Regions from separate parts of the Homo sapiens genome. Here region 1 is linked to region 2. Evidence: read pairs that join two places in POLR2A ChIA-PET (ENCODE). Cell type or tissue: IMR-90. All regions are shown on one strand.

Region 1 (8,000 bases), 98 kb before region 2:
TTTAGAGGACCCTTAATAGGTATTGTGAAACTCATATTTTGGCAATTTGAGCATCCTTTTTGCAGAATTTTATGAGAATTTCTTTGTAAAAGAAAACTTTTAACAAGGACTATTTGATACAGAAAAGTGTTACTAATGGAAATTTCAAGACTTCCTGCCTTGATGCTCTTTTAAATTAGAGGTTCATGCAGTAGCTTAAATGAGCAAGTCTTATAAACAACTGGAGAGTTCTTTAATATCCCTTAGAACCAGATGTTTTGTTGCTGTTACTTTTTTTCTATCTCCATTCAAACTACCCATGGATGTGACAATGTTAGCCAAGCAATGTGCTAAGATAAGAAGCTGTTTGAAGAAGGCACAGTGCCTTAAGTTTTGGAGTTCATGAGTGGTGGGAAGGAGGAGTGGACATAGGAGTAATTCTACTATAGTATGATCAAGGAGTATGATGCAGGTATTGGCTCTGCCTGGAGAAGTCTGGAAGCTTTATAAGAATAGTGTGTCTTAAAGTAAGAATGTTCATTGTTCTGATTAATGGGGAAGGGAGGGCTAGGATATTCAAAGACCCAGAGGCACAAAAGTGTATGGCATGCTTTGGGAATGGTGAATGGCCCACTGAATGAGCCCATTTTGTGGGAGTGAGGGCGAAAAAGAAGCCAGAAAGCTGTATTGAGGCCAATCTGGGATTTGGACTTTTTTCCCAAAGATTATATTATTCTCAGTCATTTTTCTTGTGCTACACAAATGATAGACATACACATGTGCAGGGTTATGTACAATTCCTGGGCCCTAGGCTTTCCTGCAGTGAATTCCATCCCATTCAAGCATATGAAAATACATGAAGGGGAATTACACTATTATAGATAATTGCAGATAGATACAGATTTGACTGTTTAAACATATGTTTAACTTTTAGAATTATTGCTTATTCACAACTGGTGAAAACAGTTGTCTTGACAGAGATTGAGAACAGGAGGTGACTTGTAAGGAATGTAGTAAACCACTATCATGACAAAACAGGAAACTGGAAGCAAGGGGTTCATTAACAGAATGAGAAAACAGAGTAGATATAAGGAATATTGCAGTACAATTGAGAGAACTTGATCGATTTCCAAGACTCATAACATACTCTATGTGTGGGTCATTCTTCGTTACAACAGGACATATTTCAGTAAATGTTTTGCCATGGGGGGCCTCTTTGAAATGACTGCTTAGGCCATGCCCAAAATGCCTATAATTCCAGCAATTTGGGAGTCCAAGGCGGGAGGATTGCTGGAGACCAGCAGTTCAGACCAGACCGGACAACACAGCGAGACCCTATCTCCAAAAAAAAATTAAAAATTAGCTGGGCATGCACTTGTGGTCCTAACTACTTCAGAGGCCAAGGCAAGAGGGTCACTTGAGCCTGAGAGGTCGAGGCTGCAGTGAGCCATGATTGCACCACTGCACTCCATCCAGGTGACAGAGCAAGACCCTGGCTCAAAAAAAAAAAAAAAACCCCTCCCACCCCCCCGCCCAAAAAAACCTGGCTGCTTAAAACACACACTAAAAAAAATAAATAAATAAATAAAAAATAAACTCTGACCCTTCTTATATTCCTTATCCCTGATGATCACATGCTTCCCTGCATCCCTGAATTTAAAAGATGAAACACATGGCACATGCCTGTAGTCCTGTAGTCCTACCTACTCCGTAGACTGAGACGGGAGGATACCTTGAGCCCAGGAGTTCAAGGCCAGCGTGGGCAACATAGCGAGACTCCATCTCTTTAAAAAAAGAAGTGAAACACAATTTTGAGAAGTGAGGATGAGTTTCTGTTGCATACTTTACTTGGTAATTAAAAAAACTTAACTATTAAAGTAAGATGGTGGCTTATGGCTATAATCCCAGCACTTTGGGAGGCTGAGGCAGGAGGATCACTTGAGCCCAGGAGTTCAAGACCAGCCTGGGCAACATAGTGAGACCTTGTGTCTACAAAAAAGTTTTTTAATTAGCCAGGTGTGGTGGCACCCACCTGTAGTCCCAGCTACTTGGGAGGTTGAGGCGGGAGGATCACTTGAGCCTGGGAGGTCAAGGCTGCACTGAGCGATGATCATGCTGCTCTACTCCAGCCTGGGCAGCACAGCAGGCCCATCTCAAACAAATGAAAACACTATTTGCTGTCATCTATTAAAGTCCATGTTTATTTAGGTAAAAAATATTCTGACAAAACTCCACTTGGATTGACCCTAACTGGAGTATTAAAGCATTATAGGCTAGGCATGGTGGCTCACACCTGTAATTCTAGCACCTTGGAGGCCAAGGCAGTAGAATCACTTGAGCCCTGGAGTTCGAGAGCAGCCTGGGCAACATAGTAGAACCCTGTCTCTGCAAAAAATAAAAACATCCAGGTGTGGTGGTGTGTGCCTGTAATCCCAGCTACTCAGGAGACTGAGAAGTGGGGATCACTCGAGCCCAAGAGGTCAAGGCTGCAGTGAGCCATGATCATGCCACTGAACTCCACCCTGGGTAACAGAGTGAGACCCTGTCTTTAAATAAATAAATAAATAAATAAATCTAAGATGCCAGCCATCTTTGAATTTATGTAAGCCAAACGTTATTAAGTGAAGCATGACTGTATTTTTTTTAATGAACTTGAACCAGATAGAATGTAGGTGTTACAGAAACTAACTGCGAACTACTATCATTTATGATAAATATATACAGTCATGTGTCCCACAATGACATTTCAGTCAATTATGGACCATATTTATGGCAGAGTCCCAAGAAATTATACTATTATATTTTTACTGTACCTTTTCTATGTTTAGCTATGTTTAGATGTGCAAATACTTACCATGGTGGTACAATTGCCTACAGTATTCAGTACAGTAACATGCTGTACAGGTTGTAGCCTCAGAGCAATAGGCTCTACGATATAGTCTTGGTGGGTAGTAGGCTATACCATCTAGGTTTGTGTAAGTACACTCTGTGTTTCCATAATGACAAAATTGCCTAATGATGCATTTCTCAAAATGTATGGTCATCATTAAGTGATGCATGACTGTATAAGAAAAAGTATCTATTTGTTTTAAAGTTGGCTCAGACACACATGGTAGTGAAAAACATTGAAAACATTTGAATGTTTATTGATTTGGTATCTAGCTGTAATCACCTCTGGATTCTATCATGGCATCTGGGTGTCTGAGCAGAAGAAATCCTGGATCATGTGACTTATCCATAAAGAATAGATTCTACATTTAGATCTGATCACGTGCACAGAGTACCTACCCTGTGCCAGGCACATTTGTGTATGGTATTTCATCTAGTCACTCACAGATTATTAAATCAGCTATAAAAAGATAAAATGCTTTTACTTGAAATAAGATTAATGTTCCCTGAGACCCTGCACTATAAAATAATTGTTTTTTCCAGCATAGTCATTTATTACAGTTAAAGGAAAATGTTATAAAACATTTGGATATTTCTCATATGCTCCTTGCATAAAGTAAGCAGATTTATATTTATTTCAATATGATCAAACCCTAGAGCTTAAATGCTTTCTTTTGTATATAATTTATACTATATAAATATTTAAATATACAACAGTAATAGTTAATATTTAAGAATAGTAAATATTTAAATATACAAGAGTTGTCCAAAACAAAAATAAGAGTTCTGGATCTTACTAGCTCCAATACTACTTTACTTTGAAATATTGAATGAGTGATTTCATATTTCTAATATTATTTATCTTTAAAATTGGGAAAAAATATCCTACTGAATATGATTAATTGAGAACCCTAGGTACAAAGTATTCCTTAAATTTGAAGTGATAACTACTGAAAGTGTATCCCAGAGGGAAATGGTCTAGGTTGGAAGATATACATATGGTGGTCATAAAGAACATTCAGCCTCATTGGACTTCTAAAAATATTTTTTTGCTGTGAGTGATAGCCTTTTTTTTTTTAATTAATTTTTTTAACTGCTCCTTACAGAGCAGGGCTACTACACAGGCAGTGTGCCCAGAGTATCCACCAAGCCTTTATTTAAGAGCTACATTTTTAAAAGCAAATATTGGTCTTTAGGGTTCTTTGCGAGGAAATAATACCGCGTGGAGGTATTTGTGATTCTTATATATTGACTCCACAATGGCAGACAATTATCTCCATCATTTGGATCTGAAGCCTATCAAGACATCTAATGTTAATTAGGGCCGGTGCTAGAAATCATGAAATATAGCTCAAAAAAATAGTCTGTGTCTTGAGGTCTCGTACTCAAGCTAAAGAGAAATATAAACATTGATAAACCAATTTGAATATAAAACATGTAAAATCTAGTTGTAATCATTTTCTCCATATTTTACTGTTTTATGACATAACTTTCAAATCCTGGCTGTAATTGTATATTTGCTAATATGTTAATGCTTAACCTTATTTCTACTAAGTTAGGAAAAATTTCATAGAGGAAAGAGAAAATCAGGATTTTTAAATGAGGAGAGGAAGGGTGCTTGGTAAATATAAAAAGAGATTATTCTGGTTTACTGAAGGAATGAAGAAGAGAGACTCTAATGAATGGTTAGAATAGTTTAGCAGTAGACTTGAGAGAGATAAAACAGGAATAAAAATTAGATAGATGACAGAAAACTGACATATGCTTCTTAACAGATTTGTTGATGATTTTTGAAAAGGGAAAATTTTAGTCATTTGTATATGCCCAGAGGAGAGGAAAGCTGGAAACCAGTGAAGAAGCGGGAGCAGTTAGAAACAACATATATGGGGAATTTAGATAGTAGGACACTCAGAAAAGAATAGATCTTCGAAGTGTTAACAAGTTAGTGTCAAAAATTACTCTAAGGCCCCATTAACTAGTACCAATGACTGCAGAGCCTAGCATTTTAAGATGTAACCACTGTCATGATGTTTCTTTAATTTTGCCACTTCCTGGTCTCTTGGTACCTTCTCTGGACACTCTTATCTAAAATAGCTTGTTTATCATTTGTCTCCCAACCCATAGTCCATTAGAATGATATAAACTCCATTTGGTTAATAATTTCTCTCTTTCTATTTTTATTTTATTTTATTATTATTTTTGAGACAGGATCTCATTCTGTCACCCGGACTGGAATACAGTGTTATGATCTTGACCTTCCAGGCTCAAGCAATCCTCCCACCTCAGTCTCCAGAGTAGCTGTGACCACAGGCATGCACCACCACGTCTGGATAATTTTTTTACATTTTTTAGAGACAGGGTCTTATTATGTTGCCCAGGCTTCTGTCTCTCTTTGTATAGCTATATCCTTATTGCTGAGAATAATTTTTAAAGAATTCTAGACCTAGCAATCAGTGTCTTGAAATACAGCCTCTCAGTTGGATATTTAGGATCCATAAATGAGAATGAAATAATCTTAAATTTGTCAGGGACTGCAGAGGTCATGCAGCCTGCTGTTTTTTTACTACCTGCTATGGGTATTTGAGGAAGATTTCTACTACTTAAGTCTTGCCTCAGCTTTGGGAATGACAATTGAGATTTAGTGCTTTTCTTCTCTTTCCTTCTCTTTTCTTTCACTTTGGGATCCAATGTGAATAATTTAACTAGTTTTCCAGTGTGATAAAACTGATCTAGTCCAATCTCTCACCTTATGTAGACATTCCTTCTATGGGATATATTTCCATGGGTCCCATCTGGGAGTAAAGAGCACACTGTTGGGGTGTGTCTGTCTGTATGTGTGTGTGTTTCATCCAACAAGTATTTATTGATTGGCTACTATGTGCTAGGCTAAGGACACAGTGATAAAAAGACACATTCCCTGCCCTTACTGACTTTCTAATGGAAATTTTGCTAGCAGCAAATGAAGTCTCTAAACTTTTTTCCTGTCCTCTCTTTATTCTCAAAGTTCTTTTGAAAGAAATGCAGAATAGTGGGAAGAAATAAAGAACAATGAGAGTTAAACTTCTACTAAAAATGCCCACTTTTAGTTTGTAGGGGTTTTAAATTCAGACCAGTTCAGTTCAACAAACACTGCTGAGCATCTCTAGCCCTTGGCTAGATCCTGAGCAATAAAAGCAATAAAATAAAATTATTATAAAAATAAAAATAAAAGCTGAAATACTCCCTACTCACAAGGGGGGAAATGCAAATGTATAAATACTCTTCAGTATGATAAGTGCTATATGTACCTGTTTTTTGAGAAATCCATTCCACTGGGTGGTCTAACTAATATAAAGTTCTTTCTCCTTTAATTTAAAATTTTTTCAAGACACGGTCTTGCTCTGTTGCCCATACCGGAGTGCAGTGGTACAATCTTGGCTCACTGCAGCCTCAACTGCCTGGGCCCAGGCAATCTTCCCACCTCAGCCTCCTGAGTAGTTGGGTCTACAGGCATGTGCCACCATATCCAGCTAAATTTTTAAAAACATTTTGTAGCTACAGGGTCTCTTTATGTTGCCCAGGCTTGTCTTGAACTCCTGGGCTCAAGCAATCCTCCCGCCTCAGCCTCTCAAAATGCTGGGATTACAAGCATGAACCACCACACCCGGCCAAGTTTTTTGTTATGTTAAACTAAAATCTGCTGCTTTTTAATTTCTGTTCGTTTGTCACAGGTTTGTCCTCTGAGCTCTTCATTTGTTTATTTGACCCGTAAACCTTTATTGAAGCACTACCACGTGCCAGACTTTGCCACATTCTCCTCATACACGTATAGTACATGATCCTTGCCTTCCAAAAACATTAAGATATAATTCTGCAACATGCGGAAGTTTCTTAACCACTCTATGCTCAGTTTCTTCACCTGCAAGTTGAGGGTAGTATTAGTTCCTACTTTCTAAGGTTTGTCATGAGGATTAAATAATGCATGCAGTGTACTTAATACAAAGCCTAGTACACAGCTTTCAACGAACGCTAAGTATTATTATTCATATGGTTTAAAACTGGGGTCCAGATATGTAAATTAGCAGTTTCAGGGTTGATTTGAGTGCCCTAACAGAAGTAAACACAGGGTGCTGTGAAAATATACCAGAGGGGCACCTAATCGTAGCTGGGGAGGCTAAGGAAACACTCTACAGGAGGTGAGCTCTGAACTCAGTGTTGATTTGGACTAAATAGTGGGGGTGGGAAAGACACAGGCAACTTAGGGAAAGAGGTTAGAGAGCATGGTGTTAATCAGGGGACTTCAGTAGTTTAGATTGACTACTTTCAGCAAAGCTAGAATACAAATGGCCTTGGATGCCATCCTAAGTAACTAAGAATGTGTCATGAAGGTAATGGGGAATGATCGAAAAGATTCTGCACAATTAAACTTTCAACTTTGGAAAGTCTCTCTGGCAGTGGTGTAGACAAAGAAGGCAGGAGAAAGGTGGGAAAACCAGTTAGAATGTTATTACTATGTTCCTACTGACAACTGTCCTAAATTAGGGCAGTGATGTAGGAGAGCAGGAGACTGATTCAAGAGAGAATTAAGACTTAATGACCAATTAGATGTAGATGTAGGAGGAAAGGAAGAGGAAGTATCAAAGTTAATTCTCAAATGACTGTCTTGAATAAGTGAATAAAGGTGATGACATTAGTTCATAGGGAAAATGCATGGAGGAGAGGGTGCCAGTAAGTTCAGTTATAGACATGTTGAGCTTCAGGAAGGCTAGGCACTTTAATATTCAGATCAGGAGCCTAGAACTGGCCCAAAGCTGCAGATTTGGGATTTGTTGACAGGTTTTAGTTGAAGCCATCATGCTTATCGTGTATAGAGGACGGTCTGCATTAAGGGATGATCAAATCACTGTTATATAAAACTTATAGGAGACATTGTTTTGGACTAGCCTCCTACACTGCGCCCCAGTAGACCAGACCAAACTATAATGGAGTCAATCATGCTAGGTGCCACATAATCAAACTGAACTCTAAAACAGGCCAGTTTTTCAAAATAAATAAATAAATAAAAAGTAAAAATAAAAAACAGGAAATTCATAGCAACCAATCAAAACGGGCCTGGTTTACTTGATTTGCCATGCTAAAGAAGTTCCCTCTAT
Region 2 (8,000 bases):
TTCTGATCTTTCAATTGAAGGAAACCCCAACCTCAGGACCATGGGCACCAGCAGAGCATTCAGAATATGCACCTACTGCTACATATTTTTGAACTATTTATGATATTCTCTTCAGCTCCCCTGGATGTGCATTTGACACACCAAAATGCATCACCTGAAGTAAAAAAATTCTCTGAGGGAGGGGTGCTCAAGAACTTAACCAAAACAAACTTCAAACTGAGCCAAACTATAAAATAAAACCAGACTACCCACCCCAAACCCCCATGAAGCAAGATCAGATTTTATAGAGCTTTGTTTATCCACGGAGAAGAGATGAGCTAGTGACTGGAACATAGTATGACGTCTGCATCATATTCAGACTTGAACAAAACATTTAATTTGACATGCTATGCAATTTCCCCCGACACCTTCATTCCACATAGCCTTGATAACAACACAGCCACGCAGACTGAAGGAGGCTGAAGCTGCCATCTGTAAAAGGTAACAACAGTGGCATTCTGTGCAGTTCCGAGGGTCTGTCTCTTAGCAAGTCACCATAGTTTGTATTTTATGTATGCATTAATAATCCAGAAAAGAGAATGAACAGAATGCTCATGGCAGTTGTTGAAAAGACTAAATTGGGAGGTGTTACAAGCTTTGAGAAATGGCCAGGATATGGACAGCAGTATGGTTCGGAAGAACCAAAACAAGTCAGAAATAAGGGATGAAAAAAATGAAATTGTTTTCAGAAAGATGCAAACAAATATGTGGCCAAAAAAAATCATGTCAGAAGCATTCATTGAAGAAGAGAATCTGGAAAACTGGGATTGTTAGTAGTAATCAAAGAAGGAGGGAGCACCAGGAGAAATGTGGACAAATTTACAGTGAATATTAACCACAAAAAGACAACAGGACTGTGTGAGTCAGTGTGGAAGCCCGGAGGGGGAAGGGAGGCTATGGCCTCTCATACAACTGTAGCTAGAATTACTCCCAGACCACTGTATTCAATTTCAAGCACCTAAATAAACAAGCAGTGTTGACAATCTTGGAGGGAAGTCAGAGATAAATAATGAAAATGATTAATGGAAGGGAAGGATTGATTTATGAAAAAAGATTTATGGAGTGTATCCTGTGGTTAAGCAATGGTAAACTATGCAAAGACAATTTGGTACAGTCTAGAAATGATGACAATGCCTATACTTCATATTTAGGTGTAGAAATGTAAGGAGAAGAAAGGGACTGCAAGGATAAAATAAGATAGAATTAATTAATGAAAGTAGAAACATAAGACTGAATTTTCAACAGTGTTTATTGAACTTGTGATAAGACCAGTACCTGTTTTGATGAACTGCTCAATTATAAATCATATTTTTAAGATACATGCTGAATCCACTGTCAGTTCTATCATTATAATCAGAAAGCCCATTGAAAGGGATAATACCGTCCTGACAGCAACATGGCTAGAACAAATGGGTCTCTTACTTATAATTTCACTGTTTCTCTTCTTTGACCTATCAGCAAACAAGCTTGCTTTTAACAGAATTCTAAAATAGATGCTTTTGTCAGCTTAATAAGGAGAAATTACAAGGGGCAAAAAGCTCCTTTTTATTCCTATTTTAAGCAAAACTTCTATACTCCATCTTACTGAATGGCCTCACCACCCTGCATCCAGAAATTATGTGTAAATGGGAAAGAAAAAAAGAAAGAAAGAAATCTGAGGCTTTGTACAGCTTTAAAAGACATCTGCCTACTTATCTTCACTTTAGTGAAAAGGTTAGTTTTGTTTTAAAACACTTTTGGGAATTTTCTTTGTCATTGATTGAAAAGACAAAGAAATGTTTTTTATAATCTATATAAGTGGTCATATGATACCACTTTCAACATATTTTAAGACTGAGACTGCAAGACAACCCAATTTTTATTCCCAGTTTCCCTTGATCATATTAGAAGTACATATTATTTGTTGAAGGAAAACAAGACATTCACCATAGAATGAAGTACAGAAAAAGATAAGTATCCTGGCCGTGGGTCTCCAGTCTAATCTGAAACTCTTGGGGAAAATGAGGACCACTTCAGCATAATTATAAGTGGCACTGAGCATATCACTGGCAAAGTTGAAGAATTAAGCCAGAATCATAAGAAGATCTGGTTATATTGTCAAATATATCCTAGAGTAAATCTTTGAGGCCTAAAGAGACTGAAACTACTTAGTTAATGGCAAGATACATTTAAATGGTAAAATAAAAGTGCTCCACGGCTTAGCTTGAGCATAAACTTGAAGCTCAGCTCTAACTCTGTTGACATATCTGCAGTGAGACCTTAACAAATGACAGTGATCCTGTGTTTCATGGTATCAGCTACTACAGTAGGTAACATTTGCCTAGCACAGAGTTGGCACTCAACAGATATATGCTGAATGAATGAATGAATGAATGAATGAATGAGTGGAGGAATTAACTGGCCCAAATGGGAAAAGGAGGTGGTGCAATAGTTGACCTTAAAAATCTCCATGTGTTAACTGCACCTAAAACCAGCTCTTATTTCTACAACATCAATCAAATGTGACTGTATTGTTTCTTCCCCCTTCCAAGTTCCTCTCTCATTCTTTTAAATCATACGTTATTATTTTCAATATCCATTTAAATTCACCAGGCATTTACAGAACACCTACTCAGTGCCAAATATTGGGCTAGGAGCTGGGGACAATTTCTCTTCTCAGGGAGTTTATGGTCTCATTGGAAAGATAACAAGTAGACACACACACAATCAAAAACATACAACAAACAAATTATTATAATTCATTAAGATGACTGTCACAATAGGGGTTTGTGTGAGGGGCCACAGCAGCACCGAGAAGACAGCAGCTAAATCCCGGGTGTAGCAGAAATGTGAGAAGTACTGGAACTTCTTTTCCCCTCCAAGGATTCTCTTGACCTTCACTTTAACTTGAGTCTAAGTACGTATATGTGTTTAGAAGAGAGGATGATTCACCCCAGACCTCATACTTTTCTGCCATCTACATTCTATGACACAAGGGCATCTCTTTTTATAGGGAAGTTTGGCCTTTAATTTTTCTACAATTACTTGCCTGTAAAGACAAAAAGGTTTGCTTAAAATTCATTTGTGATCTCTCTATTCAATGTTAACTCCTTTATGGTCTTTTTCCATTGGGTCCTTAGGAAATTATTTAAAATGAAATCAGTTGGCAGGAATACTGGATTTCATGTGTCAAATAAAAAGAGCCAGTAAAAACTGTTTATTCTCAGCAGGAGTGTAGCATGTGAAATTGCTGGTTTGCAAAATTCATTTTAATCTATTATTTTTATCAGCATATTTTGTTGTTGGTAGGTAGTGAAAGGTGCACTGGATAAAAATACAATACAAGCTGTAGTCTGCAATACCTTAAAAAAGTCTACTTAGCAACATATTAGGTATGCTTTATTCAGTCTGCATAACACTGAGGTTTTTAATTTAATTTATGTTTCTGTTGACTGAATGTAAATAAATTAAAAAATAGGAAGTTCTTTGCATACCACTATCTCAGGGGAAGGCAGTATAGAGATAAACTGCACTTTGATCATTTTATTTTACAATCAGTATCTTAGATGGCAGATTTAAGACAGGTTCTGTAGATTGGTGTTCGGCTTTTATTACGAAGGTCTGATGTGAACAGGATATATACCACAATATAATATTATTATCCATCTTGTGCTTCAACTGCATTTCAGTGAACAACAGTAAATCACCTGTAGCTAGATACTAGATAATATGTTCTGTAAATCCCCCTTCCTTGGTCTCTGAATGAGTTTAAATATAAACATATTATCTTGTTGAAGTACAGTTAGACTATCATAAGCTCCATTATCTACCTCAGTTTTGAAAGTAGTAACGGTAATATAGAAAATGAAAATACATATCATTCTTCTTTTTGAAGTCTGTCCATCATCTAGGCAGAAAGTTTTGGAGCGTATATCCTGCCACGCTGCTCCAATGTGGAGAGAGATCAGTAGAACCCTTGATACAGTGTGTATTAAAGAAAAACAATTAATGTACAGGAAAGACTGCTGGATTTAGCTTAGGTGCCATGACTTCCTGGGAGATATGGACTCATCACTTCACTGCAGAAGTCTTCATTAGAGGCCATGTCTAGCTGGGACTTTTGAGTTACGGCTTTCAAAACATTTTACTTGTTAGTCACAACTTCCTGTAATTCACTTAGAATTCATGTTATTTGTAGTCATGACATTTCTTTAGCTTGGTTAATATATTTAAAGTGCATAAAACAGTGCCTGGCACTTAGTAATGAGTAATAGTTTCTGGTTGCGATGAAGATAATAAGAGAAACTGGCATTTTTATCAGGACCAGTACTAGGGTGAGACAAGCGGCCTTTGCAGGAACCTGAGCGGTGGACTCCTCAGATTTTGCACCCTAAGCACCTTGTTTGCTTTACCTTTATACGTTACTAGTCCTATATTAAAGATACCTCATGTCTGCATCATTATAAATTATGCAGTTTATACACATAGGCTTTGCTGATAGCCATTATATATTAATTATGAACACCCAGTAGAGTTTATATTTGTGACATGAACAAGAGATAAAACTTTGCAAATATATTAATATATACATTTAATAGACACTTCAAATGTGCGTGTTACATAAATACAATGTTTATGTACACAAAATTATGCACATACATAAACACTGTAGATATACATCATATTATTTATGCTGACATAGAATTTAGAATATGCCATACACAGAAATATAATTGGATGTTTCCAAAATACATACATTGCGTGTGTGTAGAAACTCACTAAGGAGTGTGCTTTATAACCATGTAAAACCATTGCTGCTTTCTAAGGACTCAGCATTTTCAAAGTTTCCTCTATGAACCGATTGACAGCATTTCGCATCATCCCCTCCGCTTGACCCAGGCCTGAAAGTTAATCTGATTTGCCAGGACCACAGAGCAAGCCAGAGGAGGAGCACGGCTGGACCTCAGATCTTCAGCATCCCACGTATTGGAAGTGAAAATTGTCACCCATGACTTTTAAACTTGCTTCCTCTAGTCTGACATTGTTAAGGGTCCAGCCGACGAAAGGATGGAAGGTGCGGACTCGGGCTGGCGCCGGATGGAGGAAGACGCGCAGCTGCACTGGACCCAAGCGCCAGCCCCAGCCCCAGCCCCAGCCCCAGCCCCAGCCCCAGCCCCAGCGCCAGCCCCAGCGCCAGCCTCAGCCCCGGCGAGGCGCGCGTCTCCCTGGGAGGCAGCGTGTCTGTGCGCGCACATCTCTAAATGGGTAAATTTAGAAGTCGTGTAGGTGTGCTTATATAAATATGCCTCTGCCTTTTTCTCCAAGGCACTGAAGAAAAGAGAGACAACACTGGATCTTCTGTGTGTGATTAGGCTTTTTTTAAAGTTGTTAACCGAATCTATTCGAAGTCAGAAATTGCATGGGTTGTGGCAATTAGATACCCAGGAAATCTGGCAGGAGCCACAGCATTGCTTTTTTGATATTATCTGGGTATTATATTCCATCCTCATGTAAAAATTTGAACATAACCCATAAGACTAATATTCTTTTTTTTTTTTTTTTTTTTAAGATGGAGTCTCGCTCTGTCGCCCAGGCTGGAGTGCAGTGGCGCAGTCACGGCTCACTGCAACCTCCGCCTCCTGGTTCAAGCGATTCTCGTGCCTCAGCCTCCTGAGTAGCTGGGATTACAGGCACGCATCACCACACCTGGCTAATTTTTGTATTTTAAGCAGAGATGGGGTTTCACCAAGTTGGCCAGGCTGATCATGAACTCCTGACCTCAGGTGATCCACCCGCCTTGGCCTCCCAAAGTGCTGGGATTACAGGTGTGAGCCACGGTTCTCGGCCGTTTAACATTCTTTTAAACGGCTCCCCCACTTCCAATCTTAGTTTCCGTCCCAATTTGGTGAGTACCAGTCTAGAACTTCCTCTGCACATTTACATAATATATAGAGATCCATACAAAATATGTAGTATTTTTGCGTGTATGTTTATGTGATTTTATAAGAATGGAATTAGTGCGGATAAACTGTCAGCAACTTTTTTCTCCCACTAAATACTCTGACATTGGAGCTCTTCCCATGATAATAGGTAGAAATACAACGAGTTCGCCTTAGCTGAAGCATCATAACATATTCTATTGTGTGTTTATACAGGATGTTAACTAAGCCCCTACTGAATACAAGGGATGAAACTTAGTATGGGCTCAGTAAGTATTTCTTGAACACATTAATAAATAAAATTTCTTAGCTGGCCAACAAAAGAAGAAAATCTCTTCAGACATGAATACTGGGTGATGTATGCCATGGAGAGTTGACCAAATTATGCACTTAGTCAGAATAATTTCCTCACATGATACTAGTAATAACAAAGTTTCATTAGTCACTTACTGTGTGCCACCACTTTATAAGCACTTCATGTGCATTTTCTCATCTGTGATGCAGATATTATTATTATGTTCATTATACAAATGGGGAAATTAAGCTCATTGAGGTCCTGAAACCCTCCCAAGCCCTACTTCTAGTAAGGGGTGGAACATACTTTCAAACCCAGACACCAAGGCCCTAGGGGTTCCCCACCGTGGCTTTATCCTGCTTTTAAATTTTTTTTTTTTTTTGAGATGGAGTTGCGCTCTGTCACCCAGGCTGGAGTGCAATGGTGCAATCTCGGCTCACTGCAGCCTCTGCCTCCTAGGTTCCAGCAATTCTTCTGCCTCAGCCTCCTGAGTTTCTGGGATTACAGGCACCTGACACCACACCTGGCTAATTTTTGTATTTTTAGTAGAGACGGGGTTTCATCATGTTGGCCAGGCTGGTCTCTAACTCCTGACCTCAAATGATCTGCCCGCCTCAGCCTCCCAAAGTGCTGGGATTACAGGTGTGAGCTACTGTGCCTGGCCTACTTTTACAATTTAAGGCGAAAGAGAGAGAGAAAAGACTGTGTTTTCTGCTTCTGTTTTTAATCTCTTGCCTCCTATGTTTTTATATACACATGTAAATAACTTGAAGATAGACAGTAAGGGTTATAGGATGGGGATGGGAAGCAGTATGGATGGAGAGGACAAGAAATGCAGGTTAAGTGTAGGCTGGGGGAGGTAGTAAGGATAGTGCATAGAAAAAAAAAGGAAAGAATTCACCAAATTCCAGGTTGGTTAAGTTTAAGTTTACATTTTTAGAAAATCTATTAGTGTGGAGGCCTTTGTTGCTTAGAGTGAATAAGAACATTAAACTGTGGAATGGTCTTTGACTCACCCCTTCCAAGTATTGATCAAAAAGCAGGTGAAGATGGGGAATGCAGGAAAGCAACATAACTGTGACTGTACTGTGATATTAAATATCTGTGATTTTTATTGGTGATAAAATCACATGCACTCCTATTATGACTGTAGTCTTTTGCCTACCTTCATAATGGAAGGAAATAAGATTTCAGTTAACGATTTCAGTTAGAGATTGTTGAAAAATAAAGGGGTAGTGCTTTCCCCATCTCAGTTCACAGATATTCCTGAATGCTAACCAAAATGTTCATAGGCCCCAGGTTAAGAACCTTGCATTCAGTGTCATTGTTCCTGGGTCATGCGATCAGGCCCACAGGGTGAATTAAAGTAAACCAATCGTAGTAATTCCATTCTTTTTGCCAGTGGTAGTTTTAGGCATTGGCTGTAGCCATCTAAGGAAACAAAGTCACAAACCTGCTTGAGAGAGAGGAGGAGAGGGAAGGGACAGAGTAGTGGAGTAGCATTTCTGTGGAGGGGTTATTTACTCTTTAAAAATGAACAATAATCAGCTGGGCGCGGTGGCTCATGCCTGTAACCCCAACGCTTTGGGAGGCCGAGGTGGGTGGATCATTTGAGGTCAGGAGTTTGAAACCAGCCTGACCAACATGATGAAACTTTGTCTCTACTAAATACAAAAAAAATTAGCCGGGCATGGTGGTGCATGCCTGTAATCCCAGCTACTTGGGAGGCTGAGGCAGGAGAATCGCTC

Evidence for each region. Peaks named below come from ENCODE experiments on the same cell type or tissue, not always from the same donor. Only the 100,000 strongest peaks of a DNase experiment are listed, where the experiment ranks them.
Region 1: POLR2A ChIA-PET joins it to region 2 with 14 read pairs; 5 of 35 experiments call an interaction of 5 or more read pairs at or near these places.

The regions. Positions count from the first base shown.
Region 1 is chr12:45,706,280-45,714,279 of GRCh38, reverse strand. No RefSeq gene overlaps it. Among named protein-coding and RNA genes, the nearest start is that of LINC00938, 18 kb to the left of the region's middle. In IMR-90, no CTCF peak of the experiment used is centred here; no DNase peak of the experiment used is centred here.
Region 2 is chr12:45,608,462-45,616,461 of GRCh38, reverse strand. It overlaps LOC105369744 (a long non-coding RNA gene), which reads left to right and starts at 5,816. Exons shown (of 3, transcript XR_944889.2): 1 at 5,816-5,923. In IMR-90, no CTCF peak of the experiment used is centred here; DNase peaks (open chromatin) are centred at 931, 2,961 and 4,171.